2 separate regions of the Homo sapiens genome follow, and region 2 is linked to region 1. Evidence: chromatin loops called from intact Hi-C (ENCODE). Cell type or tissue: heart left ventricle. All regions are shown on one strand. Links, peaks and the distances in the headings refer to the core of each region. The heading gives the core; the rest is flanking DNA. Region 1 overlaps SLC5A1 (solute carrier family 5 member 1). Region 2 overlaps LINC02558 (long intergenic non-protein coding RNA 2558).

Region 1 (8,000 bases), core at 1-8,000:
GATTAAGCAACAATTGAGCAAATATTATTAGGGAGAAGTGACCTGGAGGCATGTCATAACTTTAGAAGATTTGAAAAAAAAAAAAAAAAAAAAGGAGGAAACAATTGTCGACATAAGAAACCAGGGAAGACAACTCCAAAAGTTCCCTCAAGTTGCTCACTGTCTAGCACAGGAGCAATAATGCTTGGATATGACCATAACAAATAAAGAAGAGGGCCAGGCGTGGTGGCTTATGCCTATAATCCCAGCACTTTGGAAGGCCAAGGCAGGAGGATCACTTGAGGCCAGGAGTTCAAGACCAGCCTGAGCAACATAGCAAAATCCCATCGCTACAAAAAAAAAAATTAAAAATTAGGCAGGCATGGTGGTACATACCTGTAGTCCCAGCTGCTCAGGAGGCTGAAGCAGGAAGGTCACTAGGGCCCAGGAGTTAGAGTTGGAGACTGCAGTGAGCAATGATCACACCACTGCACTCCAGCCTGGGTGACAGAGTGAGACCTGGTCTCAAAAAAAAAGAGGAGGAAGCGGGAAGCTATAGAGCTTTAGAAGTGACTTGGAGACAGAAAAAGGGAGAGTGGTTTGTGGGTCCAGCAGAAGTTATTACCTGTGTACAGAATGCGGCTGATCATTCCTGGCATCACCATGATGAACATGGGCATCAGCTTTAGATACCCACACAGGATGCAGCCACCCTTCACGTGAGACATATTCTTGGCTGAGAGGCAGCGCTGCACAATGACCTGCCAGAAAAAGCCCAGTAAGGGAGGTGTGCAGACCAGAGACCCTGTGACACCTTTGTACTTCCTAGCTTCGCCATCTTGGGTCATTGGCCTGGCACTGCTGTATCACTGGGGCGTGGCAACTTACAAACCACCTGAGCTCTCCCCTCCCTGTCCCAACCCTGCAAACCACAGACAGACAGGAGTTCCTGTAGGGCCCTGGAGAAGACTCTGTCCATCCCGCACATCCAGCTTGGGTACCTGATCTGTGCACCAGTACCACAAGGTAAGGATGGACATCCCAAAGATGAACCCAGGCCATGGGAGGTCTCCCGTGAGGGGATCTCGGAAGATGTGGAAGGAGTCGGCCCTTGGAGTGTAGCATTTTTCCTGAAAGGTGGTGTTGCCATCAGACACTATGGTTGGAATGGCTTTCATGTACTTTTCCATGAAGGCGTCATAGCCTCCCACTTCGTGAAAAGCTGGAAAACATCGGTACAGAAATGAACATTCTGAAACCTTCAACTCGTCATAGCAGCTTCTTTCCATAGATGCCTGAGAAACTGAGAGGACCCAACCCACAGACAGAGCCCTCACTGAGTGGCCTTGGGCAAATCACCTTCCCATTCTGGGCCTCAGCTTTGTCATCCATAGAATGAGATTAGTAGCCCTGCCCAGCCCCCTTGGGGGCTATTATGGGGACCAAAGCAATCACTTGTAAAAGTACTCCAACTGTAAACCTCTTTGTAAAAGGGAAGGGACTTTTATTAATCAAAGAAAGACCTTGGTTTGGGACCACATACAAAGACTCTGTTTTTTCCCTCACCCTCTGCTGTCAGCCATGGCCTTTGGAGCCTTGGACTCAGGCCTAGAGACACACAGACCTAGACACACACAGTGGCCTTTGGGACCTCAGACCCACACCTACCACTCCTGGACCCAGCATGTGGTGGGATGGACAGGGAATGGGTGAGGAATCCAGAACCTGCCACCTCTCAATTGTGTGTCCTTGAATAAGTCATTCCACTGCCTGCCTAGCTAACACCCAAGGCCTGCTGGGGAGAACCAAATGAAAGTCCTTAGAAAACAGAAGAGTGGAGAGCAAATACAAGTTTTTGCAGGATACACAGTGGGCCTTGAGCACCTAGAAATAAAATGTACTTTCTATCCTCCCATAATAAGTACCCTTACCTAGGTTCTCCAGTCTCATCTTTAAGATTTCATAGACAAGTAAAATTGCAAAAAAAAAAAAAATTAATTGGAGGGCCAACCCTGAGGAGCCAAGTTTTTAATTTTGCCAAATAGGGGCATTAAAAGGAACATTATCACCCACTATCAACAATTCATAAAAGAAAGGATATTTGACATCAAAATGTAGATAAGATATAGCCTAAGATGGAAGACGCAACATTTGACTAGATTTAGCTTGATGGATATTTAGCCTTATCCTTTTTTGTCCAGTTTCTCTGCAAACAGAACACCATGTTATCACAGGCTCACAGCACAACCACTAGCCCAGACTGGTGAGAGAGGGCAGCAGAAAATCCAGGACCAGCCCCAGCTTCAGTCTTCCAGGGATAAGGAAGCTGACCCTGCATACCCACAATGACAGCCCATCTGGGCTGGACCCTCCGTTTGGAAGGGCAGAGCATGCCTCAGCTCACTGCCTAGTCTGGCAAGCAGGTAGAGAGGCTGGACTTGCCTTCCTCTTCCTGAGGCCCTCTACCTCTGCTCCCACCTCCTCAGCCTGCCCTGGCCCCACTTACCAAACCCAGTCAGGATTAAAGACCCCACCAGCATGATCACCGTCTGCAAGGTGTCCGTGTAAATCACCGCCGCCAGGCCCCCTAAGCAGGCAAGAAGACAACACATCTGACCTCGTGTGGAGGGTGACCTGTCTACTTGCTTCCTTCCCCACTCTCCACCCTCTACTTCTGCTGGCCTTCTGAGAACATCCCCACAGTGGTTTGCCTGCCTCTCCTTCCTTCCCTCCCTTGTCCTGTTACAGTATTTTGCTATTCAGCATGTTCCCACAGCTCCACCTGTCATAGAAGTGGCGAATGTTTCTCCCTACTTGAGGGGAAAGAGTCTGGTGTGACCCTTTTGAGCCAGAAGATGGCTCAAAGGAGATGACTCCTCTGTGGTAAGAAGAAGCGTCTTCCACACACAAGGCAGGGAGGAGCAAAGAGCTGGCTGTGGAGATGGTGGGACATATGTCTACCTTTTTCTTAGTCCCCAAAGCTGTGGGGCTGCAGTCAAGCAGCAAGTTCTAAAGCTGATCCCTCCCACCCCCACCAAGGAGGCAGAGTGACCCCTCTGCAAAGGAGCCCCAATTGCTATTTATGCACCAGCTTCTTGGGTGGCCACTTGAGTCCTCTTCTGAAACCTCTGTGTGTGAGTCACTGCCTTTCTCCCTCCTTACAGGGGCTCCCAGTCCCTGACACATCAAATCCAAGGCCTCTGCCTGGCTTTCCAAACCCCAGTATACTGTGTTCAAAACACACAGTATGCTGTGACCTCATCTGAACTATCAAGCTATATGGTCCCCACAAACCCCCACGATCCTTCAGTGGCCACCCTCCTCCAGCCAAGAGCATCTGCGTGCCCACCCTGCCTCCACTCCCCTGTGCTCACTTATTTCTGCACCTGCCACTGCTCTGATTCTCCCACCTTAGCTAAGTCATCTCCACAACCCACAGGGCCCAGCTCTGCATGCACTCCTGTGAGAAGCTGCCCTGACTATCCCAGCCAACACCACAGCTTTCTGAAACCACTTGTATAACTTGGAGGGTCTATGAGTTGGTACTAAGCAAATACCTCACTCCCAAACTCTTACCTGAGTGTATCTCTCCTCAAGAAGAGAAACCACCTCTCCTACTTCCCTTTATCCTTCACTAGTGCCTGATCCCGAGCTGGGTTTGAGGTGCTGGTTTATTTGAATGGACTCACCTGTAATTGTGTAAAGGGCAGTGATTGCCAATAAGAGAAAGATGGCTAAATACAGATTCAGGCCTAAGGCCAGATTGATGAATATGGCCCCCGAGAAGATGTCTGCCTGGAAGGAGAGGAGAGGCGGAGTTAGGAGGGAGAGTGGTCAGCTGCCTACAGGGCCTGTAGTCTCTCTACTCCTGATTTTCCAAGCAAGCTTTATTCAAGATGATAATACGTATTCCATGAGAAAAAGAATTCCATGGTCAAAAAGGTCTATAAAATGCTAAACAGAATTAAGGCAGTTTCTTTGCCACACAACTTTTCTGAGCCTTTAATATATGCCATGTACAGTCATCCCCAGGGAGGGAACACGGTACATGACATCTCACAAACTCACTCAACTATTGAACTCTTTTTGCCAAGGAACAGCTATTAACACTTAGAGGTTCCTTGCAAGTCACCTGTAGACTGTTGCTCTGAGCTATTGTCCATCTTTTGCACCTCAGTGTACACAGGTTTATCAGAGCTCGTCCCCAAAAGCAAGTCTGAGTGCTGGAGAGTCCATAAGTGAGAAACCCCACCCCCACCCAGGAGCGGGGAGAAACTTAGCAAGTTTGTAATTTTAACTCCCCAACCCGGATGCAGTCCATCTTGACTCAGACACAACCAGAACATCACCAAGCACCTCTTACATAGCAGGCTTGGTACTTGCTGGTTTTATTTAGATTATTTCATGTAATTTCTGGGAGAATTGCTCCCTCCTCACTCCTGAATTCTTGATGCAGTTCTTCCATCTTCACCCTTTCTCCTCCTTCCTGTCTCTTTCAGCCTTCTCCTAATGAACCTTCTACCTGGCTGGATGGTGCAGTTGCTCATATAAACCAGCAGAGAGCACCAGGGTCACCCCAAATGCATGTTCATGTCATCTCCAAAACAATACCAGGGAGGGTAGTATTAAGGGATGATCATGGTGAGTCTTTTTTATTTATTTATTTTTTGACAGAGTCTCACTCTGTCGCCCGGGCTAGAGTGCAGTGGTGCGATCTCAACTCACTGCAACCTCTGCCTCCTGGGTTCAAGCGATTCTCCTGCCTCAGCCTCCTGAGTAGCTGGGATTACATGTGTGCACCACCACACCCAGCTAATTTTTGTATTTTTAGTAGAGACAGGATTTCACCATGTTGGTCAGGCTGGTCTCGAACTCCTGACCTCGTGATCTGCCTGCCTTGGACTCCCAAAGTGCTGGGATTACAGGCGTGAGCCACTGCGCCCAGCTGAGTCTTTTGTTTTCAAATCTCCAGGTGTGGACGAAACTGGACTTCCCTAGATGGAATGAATGCACGAACTGTTTTCACTGCACAAACCCTAACATTTCACGGCACGCAAACAGCACCCAGACGGAGCCTTGGGGATGGGCCAGCAGGGTTGGACTCTTACTTCTCACATCTCCTCTTATATCTTGCATCTCCTCTCTAGTTCCGTTTCCCAGTCCCCATCCCATTGCTGCTCCTGAGGGCCCTCCAGTGTTTAAGTTTCCCACCATACCTGCCTGTCCCTCCTATGAGAATCTCCTATTCCCTCCCTCCATCAGTTAGCAAAGAGCACATCTAATACCAACTCCATGCTTCTGAGCTAACACGTGAGCCCTGGAGGGTGATTCGACCTCCTTCCCGAAGGTGGGCCTTTTGAGGACCTGATGCCATAGTTCCCCTCTGCCCAGATCTCCCCTGAAGATTCTCTCACCCAGGGGACCCAATGTCACCATCTTCCCTGGTGAAGGAGGGGAGGCAGAGCCAGGAGGTGGGAGGAGAGATGGTGAGTTAGAAAGAAACTCCTCTCTCCCTGGAGTTAGCAGTCAGAAGAACCAGCATTTTAGCCCCAGTGCCGCCACTCTAGGCCTGCAAACCTTTGGGCAAAACATTTCCCCTCTCTAATTCTCAGTGTCCTCGTGTTTATGCAGGAAGTCCTGGCTCCAGGGACTTGTGATTCTCAGTGGTTGGAAGTGGGAAAGGTCTGCAGTGAGGAAAGCATTCTTCTCCCGGGTTCTGGACCGCTTCCATTCTGCCTTGCCCTCTGCAGTAGCCCAAGAGGAGGAAGGCGCCTCTGCTGTGCATAAGTCTTGCCAAAAGTGAAATGGCCACTTCTTCCTGACTCTGCACACTGGGCCATTTGAAATTGTAATGAATATTTATAATGCTGGTCCCTCTCCTCTCATGCCTCTACACAGTCACATAAAGTTACTTAAATTCAAGGGGCCCCATTCACTGATTGCAGTGAAATTCTGTTAAATGCACACACGTTTGATTTGGTGGATTAGCTAATAAGTGTAAATAAGATAGGAAAAGATTACAAAGCTGACACTGCCTTTAAACTGCCCTTGGTTGATTTTCCAGAGTAGTTAATTTTTAATGCTTTATGACAACATGCCATCGTAGACTGTGATACCCTCATTAATATGTGCCTTGCTGTCATTAGTCACAAAGAGGCAACACATAAGTTATAAGATAATGCTATAAATGACCTCTATAAAGACTTCTGAAAAGTGTTGGGCTAATAAAAGTCTTGTTTTTATGATATTCTATTTCCTTCTAACAGTACAGATAAAGGATTCTAAGGAAACCTCCCTGGTGAATTGAAGAAACCTAGGACAAATTCTTCCTCGCATGAGTCATTCTAACTTCAGAGATGAATTCTGCCTTGGCATGCCAAAGGCCAGGCTGGGAATACCTTAGCTAAGCTTATGTAGCTGACTCCAGCTGAGCAAGGCCACTCTAGTCTGGGTGCTCTGACATTAGTCTTTGGTCCTTCCTAGCTGCCAAACAAACCCACTAGGGTTGTTTTTTTTTGTTTGTTTGTTTGTTTGTTTTCTTTTCTTCATGTTCAGAGAGTTTTACAGTTTACCAAGGACATTTAGGCACATGCGTTATTTTGATCCTCAAAACAACATTGAAAAGTAAGGGACCTCCTTTCTGCTTTCTGGAATATTTTCTACAGAGAGCAAGGTCTTTTTTTTTTTTTTTTTTTTTTTTTTTTTTGGAGACAGAGTCTTGCTCTTTCGCCAGGCTGGAGTGCAGTGGCACAATCTCGGCTCACTGCAACCTCCATCTCCCAGGTTCAAGTGATTCCCCTGCCTCAGCCTCCTGAGTAGCTAGGACTACAGTTGCGTGCCACCATGCCTGGCTAATTTTTTTTGTATTTTAGTAGAGACAGGGTTTCACCCTGTTGGCCAGAATGGTCTCAATCTCCTGATCTTGTGATCCACCCACCTCAGCCTCCCAAACTACTGGGATTACAGGCCTGAGCCACCATGCTCAGCCAGCAAGGTCTTTTTTAGCAACAAAGAAAAAGTTTTTAATTTACTTTTAAAATAAAATCTCAAATAAAATAATGTATGTGTGGGGGGTTAAAATAAACACCACAGGCCAGGCACAGTGGCTTATGCCTGTAATCCCAGCACTTTGGGAGGCTGAGGCAAGCAGATCACTTGAGGTCAGGAGTTTGAGACACCAGCCTGGCCAACATGGTAAAACCCTGTCTCTACTAAAAATACAAAAATTAGCCAGGTGTGGTGGCGCATGCCTGTAATCTCAGCTAACTGGGAGGCCGAGGCAGGAGAATTGCTTGAACCTGGGAGGCAGAGGTTGCAGTGAGCCGAGATTGTGCCACTGTACTCCAGCCTGGGTGATAGAGTTTTGCTCAAAAAAAAAGAAAAACAAATAAAAATTGAATAAATAAATAACCGCAGAAGTTACACACTGAAAAGTAAAAGTAGCCCAGAAGTGACCACTGTCAAGAGATTTTTGTCCACCAGAGGATTTTTAAATGGCTTTCTAAAAATTATATGTCAACAGTTATGTTCTGCAGCCCCTAAAAATAATAATTATGAAAACTGAAACTGGAACATTTACAATTTGATGGTAGGGGTGGGGAGAAGACAACAAAATGATGCGCATATTCTAATTGCAACTTTGTGAAAGAATACACACAATTTGAGCAAGGCCAAAATATGAAAATATTGGTATTGGAGTTAAAGTGTGCATCTCCCACCCCAAGATTTTTAAATGCCAATGTTACATTTTTCCTACAGTTTCAAAAGTGCAGGAAGCAGAAATTTTAAAACAGAATATATTCTTTATGGCTATACGGGTACCCATATATATATGTAGTAAAAATATAAAAACATAGTCTAGAAGAATCCACACCAAGTTCAAGACAGCATTCACCTTTTAGGAAAGAGGAAAATGAGACCAAGAAAAGGGTATAAATAGGTCTTCGGCTATATCTGTAATGTTTTATTTCTTTTCTACAAATAATATATTGTTAAGATCTATAAAATCTGAGTGGTGAATA
Region 2 (9,112 bases), core at 587-8,586, 56 kb after region 1:
AATCTTGATTCCTAGTCCAGTGTTCTGGCCTTTATATTCCTGGAAGAATTGCTATGGCTAGATTAATTGGCATCCACGGACTTTAATCACACAGTCCTAGGTCTGTCTCTCCAACCTTCATTCTCATTCCCTTCATGCTTCCCCCTCAGGGGCCTTTGTACTTGCCCTTTTATCAAGGAAGCCTTTCTGCCAGAAATCCATGTGGCTCAATTAATTCTTCTTTCCTTTGACACCATCAGGAAAGACCCTCCTTGGTCACCTTTCTTCTTCCTGGCCCTCTTTATCTCCTTATTCTGCTTTATTTTCCTTCCTAACACTTAGTATTGCTGGACATATCATGTTCTTATTTGCTTGCTTTTTAAAACCTATCTTTCACAATTAGAATCAGAATAGGGACTGTTTTCTTCACTGCTGTACCTATAGTGCCTAGAGGAGCATGTGTGGCACTTAGATGTCCAATAACTGTTTATTGAGTTGTATGAATATATAGTAAATATCCATCCAAACTGGACCATTCAGGTTCCCCTGCCTTTGCCCATGCATTCTTTCTGTCATGTCAGAAAGTCTTTATATATTAAATGGGCATTTTACTGTTGCTTCCTCTGTAAAGCCTTTCTTGGTTCTTCAAAGATAATGCTGGAAGCGGTGTACACACCTGTAATCCCAGCTACTCAGGAGGCTGAGATGGGAGGATTACTTGAGCAACCCTCAAGTAGCTGGGATTACAGGTGAGCTCGAGGCTGCAGTGAGCTACTATCCTGCCACTGCACTCCAACCTGGGTGTGACAGAGTGAGACCCCATCTCTCTCTCTAAAAAAAAGAAGATGATACTGCTAAACGCGTTAAACTCAGAATACAAAATCACCTGCTACTGTCATCTCCCATCTACACCTGTACTATGGAGGTGCACATCTCTGTATAATGCATTATAAAAATCGCAGCCTTGAACTGGTAAGCCAAATGTCAAGTTACCCTCTTGTTGAATGAAAAAAAAAGAAAGAAAAAAAAGAAAAAAACAAACCAAAGCAAAACTTGCCAGTAGAGTCACCTCTTGTTTCACAGATAGCCTCTTTGACATCCAGCATTATAAAGAATGGTTAGATATGAGTTCTGCCCAAATTCACTTGTTTTTTTCTAATTATGCCTGAAATATATTATTTTATTTGGGAAAAAACCCGAGGAGGCAATATAGATAAGCCAAAAATAAAAAAGTTTTATTATTTTAAAAAATTTTATGGGGTCTTGCTATGTTCCAGGCTGGTCTTGAACAACTGGCCTCAAACAATTCTCCTGCCTTGGGCCTCCCAAAGTGCTAGGATTACAGGTGTGAGCCACCATGCCTGGCTGAAAGTCTTATTCTTAAAACCATATTTTAGAAATTGTCACTGTTAACATTTGGAATATATGTTCTTTCAGACTTTAAAATATATAAAATAAAAGGCCGGGCACAGTGGCTCATGCCTGTAATCCCAGCACTTTGGGAGGCCGAGGCAAGTGGATCACCTGAGATCAGGAGTTCGAGACCAACCTGACCAACATGGCGAAACCCCATCTCTCTATTAAAAATACAAAAATTAGCCAGGCACGGTGGTGGGTGCCTGTAATCCCACCTACTCGGGGGCTGAGACATGAGAATAGCTTGAACCCGGAAGGCAGAGGTTGCTGTGAGCCGAGATTGCGCTATTGCACTCCAGCCTGGGAAACAGAGCAAGACTCTGTCTCAAAAAACAAAGAAACAAATATATAAAATATAATATAGCTATATATTACATACATTAATAATAAGTATCACATATTTGCAAAATTGGATTGCACTGTGCATTGAATTTTGTAGATCTACAACATATTTTTAAATGACCACAAATTATTCTAGCATATTGATATATTTATATTTACTTAATAAATTCTGTATTTTGGGACGTTTAGGGCAGCTAGAGGTATTATTGTAGATATTGCTGAGATGAATGTCCCTCTAACACTCATCTATTTTCTTATGAGAAATTCCTAATACAGAATGTTAATCAAAGGGCTTGATTATTTTTAAGACTGATATATGTCATCAAACTGCCCTGTGGGGTGACTGTCCCAGATGACACTCATTTTGATGGAATTTTTTTATTGTGGTAGAATATATATAAGATAAAATTTACTATTCTAACCATTTTAAAATTCAGTGGTATTAAGTACATTCACATTGTTGTGCAATCATCATCAGTATCTATCTACAGAACTTTTCCATCATTCTAAATTGAGACTCTGTACCCATTAAGCAATAACTCTCTGTTCTCCCCTCCCTTCAGTCCCTGGTAACCACTATTTGACTTTCTGTCTCTATGAATTTGCCTGTTCTAGGTATCTTATATAAGTGGAATCATACCAATTTGTCTTTTTTTTTTTTAGGCTGGGTGCAGTGGCTCATGCCTGTAATCCCAGCGCTTTGGGAGGCTGAGGTAGGCAGATCACGAGGTCAGGAGTTTGAGACCAGCCTGGCCAACATGTTGAAACCCCATCTCCACTAAAAATACAAAAAATTAGCTGGGTGTGGTGGTGGGTGCCTGTAATCCCAGCTACTCGGGAGGCTGAGGCAGGAGAATCACTTGAACCCGGGAAGTGGAGGTTGCAGTGAGCCAAGACCTTGCCACTGCACTCCAGCCTGGCAACAGAGTGAGATTCCATCTCAAAAAAAAAAAAAAAATTGTCTTTTTGTGTCTGGCTTATTTCACTGGGCCTAATATCCTTAAGGTTCATCCATGTTGTAGTATCTGAATTTCCTTCCTTTTTAAGGCTAATATTCTATTGTATGTATATACCACATTTGTTTAGCCGTTCACCTGTCAATGGACATTTGGATTATTTCCACCTCTTGGCTATTGTGAATAATGCTATCTTGAACATGGGTATACAAACATCTGCTTGAGTTCCTGCTTTCAATTCTTTTGAGTATATATACCCAGAAGTAGAATTGCTGGATACTATAGTAGTTCTATTTTTAATTTTTCAAGGAACTGCCATACTGTTTTCCAGAGTGGTTGCACCATTTTACAATCTCACCAGCAGCATACAAGAGTTCTAACTTTTCCACATGCTCACTAACACTTGTTGTTTTCTGTGGGTTTTTTTTTTAAATAGCCATCCTAGTGGGTGTAAAAAGGTATCTAATTGTGGTTATGATTCACATTTCCCTAATGATTAGTGATGCTAGCATCTTTTTGTGTGATTTTTAAAGAATTATTTTAAATATTTGCCAACCTGATACTGTCCACGTTTCAGTTTGGTTCAGTTCAGTTCACTGCAATTTAGTTCACATGTATTTTCACCAACAGAGTTGTCATTCTTCTCAAAGAACACCTGGGGAGGCCAAGTTAGAGGATTGCTTGAGCCGAGGAGTTTGAGACCAGCCTGGGCAACATAGACGTGGGCAACATAGACTCATCTCTACCAAAAATTTAAAAATTAGCTGGGCCTGGTGGCATGTGCCTGTAGTCTCAGCTACTGGGGAGGCAGAGGTGGGAAGATCATTTGAGCCCAGGAGGTCCAGGCTGCAGTGAGCCTTACTCATGCCACTGCACTCCAGCCTGGGCAACAGAGGGAGACTCTGTCTCAAAACAAAACAAAACAAAACAAAATACCTGGAGACAACCTGAATGCCCATATGTAGGTAAATGTCACAATCAACTATTGCACATATATACCATGGAATACTAGTGGCCACTGGAAAAAAAAATGAGGCAGTTATCAATATACAGGAATGTTTTCCTCAATATATAGTTTTGTGGGTTTTGTTGTTGTTGTTTGAGACAGGGTCTCCCTCTGTCACCCAGGTTGGAGTGCAGTGGTGTGATCTTGGCTCACTGCAGCCTTGGTCTCCCGGGCTCAATCGATTCTCCCACCTCGGCTTCCCAAATAGCTGGGACCAAAGGCACACACCACCATGCCTGGCTACTTTTTTTTATTTTTTTGTAGAGCTGGGGTTTCTCCGTGTTGCCCAGGCTGGTCTTGAACTCCTGAGGTCAGGTGATCCACCTGCCTCAACGTCCCACAGTACTGGGATTACAGGCATGAACCACCACACCCAGTCTGGTGAGTTTTGACAAATATACCCACATAACCACCATCTCAATCAAGATGTAGAACATTGACAGAACACTAGAAAGTTCTCTCATACCCCTTTGCAGCCAATCATCCCTCTCCTGCCTCCCACAACTACTCTGTTTTCTATCACCATAGACTAAGTTGTTTTGCCTGTTATAGAGCTGCATATAAATGGAATAATACAGTGTGTACTCTTTTATGTTTGACTTATTTTCTCAATTCAGTATCTACGAGATTCATCCACATTGTATGCATCAGTAGCTTGTTCTGTTTTTTAATTGATGAGTAGTATTCCATTGAGTTGATACACTACATTTTGTTTGTCCACTTACCTGCTAATGAACATTTGGGTTGTATCTAGTTTCTGGCTACTTGAAATAAAACTGCTATGAACATTGGTGTACAAGTCTTTTGTGGATATATGTTTTCATTTTTCCTGAGTAAATACTTAGGAGTGGAAAGGCTGAGTCACAGGGTAGATGTAGGTTAAGATTTAGAAGAAATTGTAGGAGTTTTTTTTTTTAAACAATGTTTTGTTTTATTTTTGATAAAATAGAGATGAGGTCTCACTATGTTGCCCAGGCTGGTCTCGAACTCCTGGGCTCAAGTGATCTGCCCAGCTCGGCCTCCCAAAGTGCTAGGATTACAGGCGTGATGAACAATGTTTTTAGAGATGGCAGAGCATTGGATTAGGAACTCAGAGACCAGGGCATAAATGTGGACAAGTCACTCTTACTCCTTGGGTCTCAGTTTCCTCACTGCAGAATGAGGGGATTGGTTGAATGCTCTTAACCCTTTTCAGTGTGAAGAGTCTGTTATTCTTGGAGGTTGTAGAAATCCAAAACCTGATGTATGCCTGACTCAGGTATTAAAGGAACTGGCCCTCAAGGACCCTCACCAGCAGCTACCTGTGCTCAAGAAGTACAAGCAGTTCTCCCATATCAGGCATGTATGAGGGTAATCACAATGTTAATAACAGTTGCAGTATAAAGAGGCCTTTGCCCCATAGAACCCATACTCTTTCCACATGGCACAATGACTTTGGAGTATACTTTGCACTGAAGGAAGCCATTGCAGACCAGGTGCTTTCTCAAGGACTAGGAGTGGGAAGCAAGCAGTGAGTGACTCAGGATGAGTCAAAACAAGAGATTAAATTGAGACCCAGGATGACTTCTGTTTGGAAAGCACAGAAAATGGGCCTTGCAAGTGGTCTTCCATTAAAAATGAGGCCTGGCTGAGCGCAGTGGCTCATGCCTGTATTCCAGCACTTTGGGAGGCCAAGGCAGGAGGATTGCTTGAGGCCATGAGTTCAAAACCAGACTGGGCAACATAGCAAGACTGTCTCTACAAAAAGTAAAACATAAAAAAATTAGGTGGGCATGGTGGCACACACCTGCAGTCCCAGCTACTTGGGGGGCTGAGGTGGGAGGATCACTTGAACCTGGGAGTTTGAGCCTGCAGTGAGCTATGATTCTGCCACTGCACTCCAGCCTGGGTGACAGAGCCATACCCTATCTCTAAGAAAAAAGGGGGAAAAAAAGGCCCTGTGCTGGGACTCACAGCCTAAGCCCATATAAAAAAATCTCAATTTGACTTCTTGGCTCTTTTCAAGCACAACCCTGAATCATCTTCTCTCTCCCATCAGCAATTGATATCTCAGTAAGGATCTATTCCTCTTTACCCCTACCCATCAGAGCCAAACTGAAGCTGGAGTTCAATCGGCAGCCCCTTTTCCAATATAGAATCACTCCAAAGACAGAGATTTTATGATTTCATATTTGGATAATCATGGCTTTAGAACTGATGGCTTTTCATCTCAGACTTTTATTCTGTGTTTTGGAGTTGATAATTGTGTACATGTCTAAGTGGGCATATATTTATAGGAGTGTTTATATATGTGTTTGTGTGTATATGGTTCCATTTTCATGTGTGTTATATAATACTGAAATCAAAGTTAATTGGATACATTAGGCTACACCCCAGGCGGTTAATTGTTGCTCTTTGTCATTCAAGGTAATGAGAATGACACTCCTCTTTTCTTACTTCCTGGTAAGATTTCCCAAACTTGGAAAAACCCTGTTGAGGAGTTTGACTGAGACCCTTAGAAAATCCCAGGGATCAGGGACAGTTGACAGTGGATTCGGTTCTTTTCCCTATTCCCAAACAGAAGATCATTCTCTGAGTATCTGCCTTAATGCTTTGTCTTACCATTTTTCGTGTCTCAGCAGGGACAGATGAACCATCATTCAGAAAGATGTGTGTGCATGCGTATTTATTTATAATGACTCCTACATAATAGTTTCTGTAGGTAGAGGATGAAATAGTGTTAATTAGTACTGAAAGGTCTTTCCATTGGCTGTGACTATGATGATTAGAAAGTAGATGTAGGAGAGGAAAGCCAGTTTTGTGGTTCAGTTATCATTATGCTCATAAACATTGACTGCATTATGAAGTCCATTTCCTTTGCTGTACTTTAAGCCCAGAATAGGTAATAAAACCAAACAGACTGCAGACCTGGGTTTCAGCCCTAGCTCTCCCACCAAGTCTCTGGTTATCTTGGCCAAGGCCTGTTCTTTCTCTGGGCTTCAGTTTCTTACTGATAAACTGTAAGGTCTTTCTCCATTAGATTGTTTACCCCTATACCTTTGCAACTTGCTATCTATAGCACCTGGAAGTGTCAGGCATATATGAGTCACTCAAGATGTATTTGTGGAGTCAGTGAATGTATTATGGAGTCAAGCTAGAAGATTGCTAGGGTCCCTTACTGCTTGGATAGCCAGTGATCCTAGAGTCGTGTTTGTTCTTCTTCTTTTCCTTTTTATCATTTTTCCCCTCCGTTCCTCCTAACATCTATTGATGCAGTAAATAATACATTCACATGGTTCATAAGGTACATAGGCATATAGAGAGAGAAAGCCTCTCAGTCATCCAAATTTTTTCCCTGAAAGCAATCAATTTTGTCAATTTCTTGTGTATTCAGGAGATTTTTAAATGTACATATAAGCAAATATGTACCTATATTCTTCCTCTACCTCCTCATGTTCTACACTAATGTTAGCATACTATATGTTGCTTTGCACACTTAACTTTTTTTTTTTTTTTGAGATGGAGTCATGCTCTGTCACCCAGGCCAGAGTGCAGTGGCGCAATCTCAGCTCACTGCAACCTCTGCCTCCTGGGTTCAAGCGATTCTCCTGCCTCAGCCTCCCAAGTAGCTGGGACTACAGGCGCATACTGCCACACCTGGCTAATTTTTGTATTTTTAGTAGAGATGGGGTTTCACCATATTAGCTAGGCTGGTCTCGAACTCCTGTCCTCAGGTGATTGGCCCACCTCAGCCTCCCAAAGTGCTGGGATTGCAGGCGTGAGCCACTGCGCCTGGCCACACTTTACTTTTTGAATCCAACAAACTATCTTTGAGATCAATCCATATCAATACACAAGCGTTTTCCTTTTTAAAAATAGCTGGATAGTATTATTCAATTAAGTGGATATATTGTAATATATACTAGTGCTTCGTGGATGGATACTTATATTGTTTCTAATCTTTTTCAATTACAAATAGTGCCATAATAAATAACTTCGAGTGTAGGTCATTTTGCCCTTACATGAGCCAATCTATAGCATAAATTCCTTTTTTTTTTTTTTTTTTTGAGATGGAGTTTTGCTCTTGTCACCCAGGCTAGAATGCAGTGGCGCAATCTTGGCTCAGGGCAACCTCCACCTCCCAGGTTCAAGTGATTCTCCTGCCTCAGCCTCTGACATAGCTGGGACTACAGGCACACATCACCACAGCGGGCTAATTTTTGTATTTTTAGTAGAGATGGGGTTTCAACATGTTGGCCAGGCTGATCTCAAACTCCTGACCTCAGGAGATCCACCCACCTTGGCTTCCCAAACTGCTGGGATTACAGGCATGAGCCACCATGTCCAGCCTGTAGCATACATTCTTAGAAGTAAAATAGTTAGGTCAAAGGATATGTGAATGTATAATTTTTTAAAAATGAACTTTATTCTTTTAGAGCAGTTTTAGGTTCAGAGCAAGATTGAGTGGAAAGTAAAAAGAGTTCCCATATACCCCTGCCAACCCCATGCCCTGCCTCTCCCACTATCATCCAACATTAGCGTGGTACCTTTGACAATTGATAAATCTACATTTACACTTCGTTATCACCCAAAGTCCATAGTTTAGATTAGGGTTCACTCTTGCTGTTGTACATTTTATGAGTTTTGACAAACGTACAGTGACATGCATTCATCATTATAGAATCATGCACAATGTAGCTTTTCTTCCCTAAACATCCTCTGTGTTCTGTCTATTCACCCCATCCTCCCCACTTAGCCCCTAGCAACCACTGATCTTGTTACTGCCTCTGTAGTTTTGTATTTTCCAGAATGTCATATAATTGGAATGATGTAGTAGGTAGCCTTTTCCAGTTGGCTTTTTTCATCTAGTAATATGCATTTAAGGTTCTTCCATGTTTTTTCGTGGCTTGATAGGCCATTTCTTTTTAGCACTGAATGATATTCTGTTGTATGGATATACCATAGTATATTTATCCACTCACCTGCTGAAGGACATTTTGCATTTTGGTTGCTTCAAGTTTTGGCAATTATGAATAATGCTGCTATAAATATTTATGTACAGGTTTTTGTGTGGACATAAGTTTTTAACTCATTTACTAAGGAGCACGATTGCTGGATTGTATGCATAGAAAGACTGTGTTTAGCTTTGGAAGGAAATGCCACACTTTTATTCAAAGTAGCTGTACCATCTTGCATTCTCACAGTGAATGAGAGTTCCTGTTGTTCTACATCCTTGTCAACATTTGGTGTTGTCAAGTTTTAGATTTGGGCCATTCTAATAGGTGTATAGTGGCATCTCATTTTTGTTTTAATTTGTAATTCTCTAATTACATAACATCGAGCATCTCCCCATATGTTTATTTGCCATCTATATATCTTCTTTGGTGAGGTGTCTAGACATTCAGATTTTTGCTCATTTTTAAATTAGGTTGTT

The links. Hi-C counts contacts between places; a loop is a spot of excess contacts. Peaks named below come from ENCODE experiments on the same cell type or tissue, not always from the same donor. Only the 100,000 strongest peaks of a DNase experiment are listed, where the experiment ranks them.
Region 2: it touches region 1 in a loop (4-fold over the local background); 3 of 110 quality-filtered maps call a loop at or near these places.

What each region holds. Positions count from the first base shown.
Region 1 is chr22:32,077,640-32,085,639 of GRCh38, reverse strand. SLC5A1 (solute carrier family 5 member 1) reads right to left here. Exons shown (of 15, transcript NM_000343.4): 6 at 3,669-3,774; 7 at 2,486-2,566; 8 at 981-1,201; 9 at 605-740. Among named protein-coding and RNA genes, the nearest start is that of SLC5A1, 38 kb to the right of the region's middle. In heart left ventricle, for the core only: a CTCF peak has its summit at 4,528 (motif pointing right); no DNase peak of the experiment used is centred there; H3K27ac peaks cover 249 bases.
Region 2 is chr22:32,021,063-32,030,174 of GRCh38, reverse strand. All of the region lies in intron 4 of LINC02558 (long intergenic non-protein coding RNA 2558), which reads right to left. Among named protein-coding and RNA genes, the nearest start is that of SLC5A1, 18 kb to the left of the region's middle. In heart left ventricle, for the core only: no CTCF peak of the experiment used is centred there; no DNase peak of the experiment used is centred there.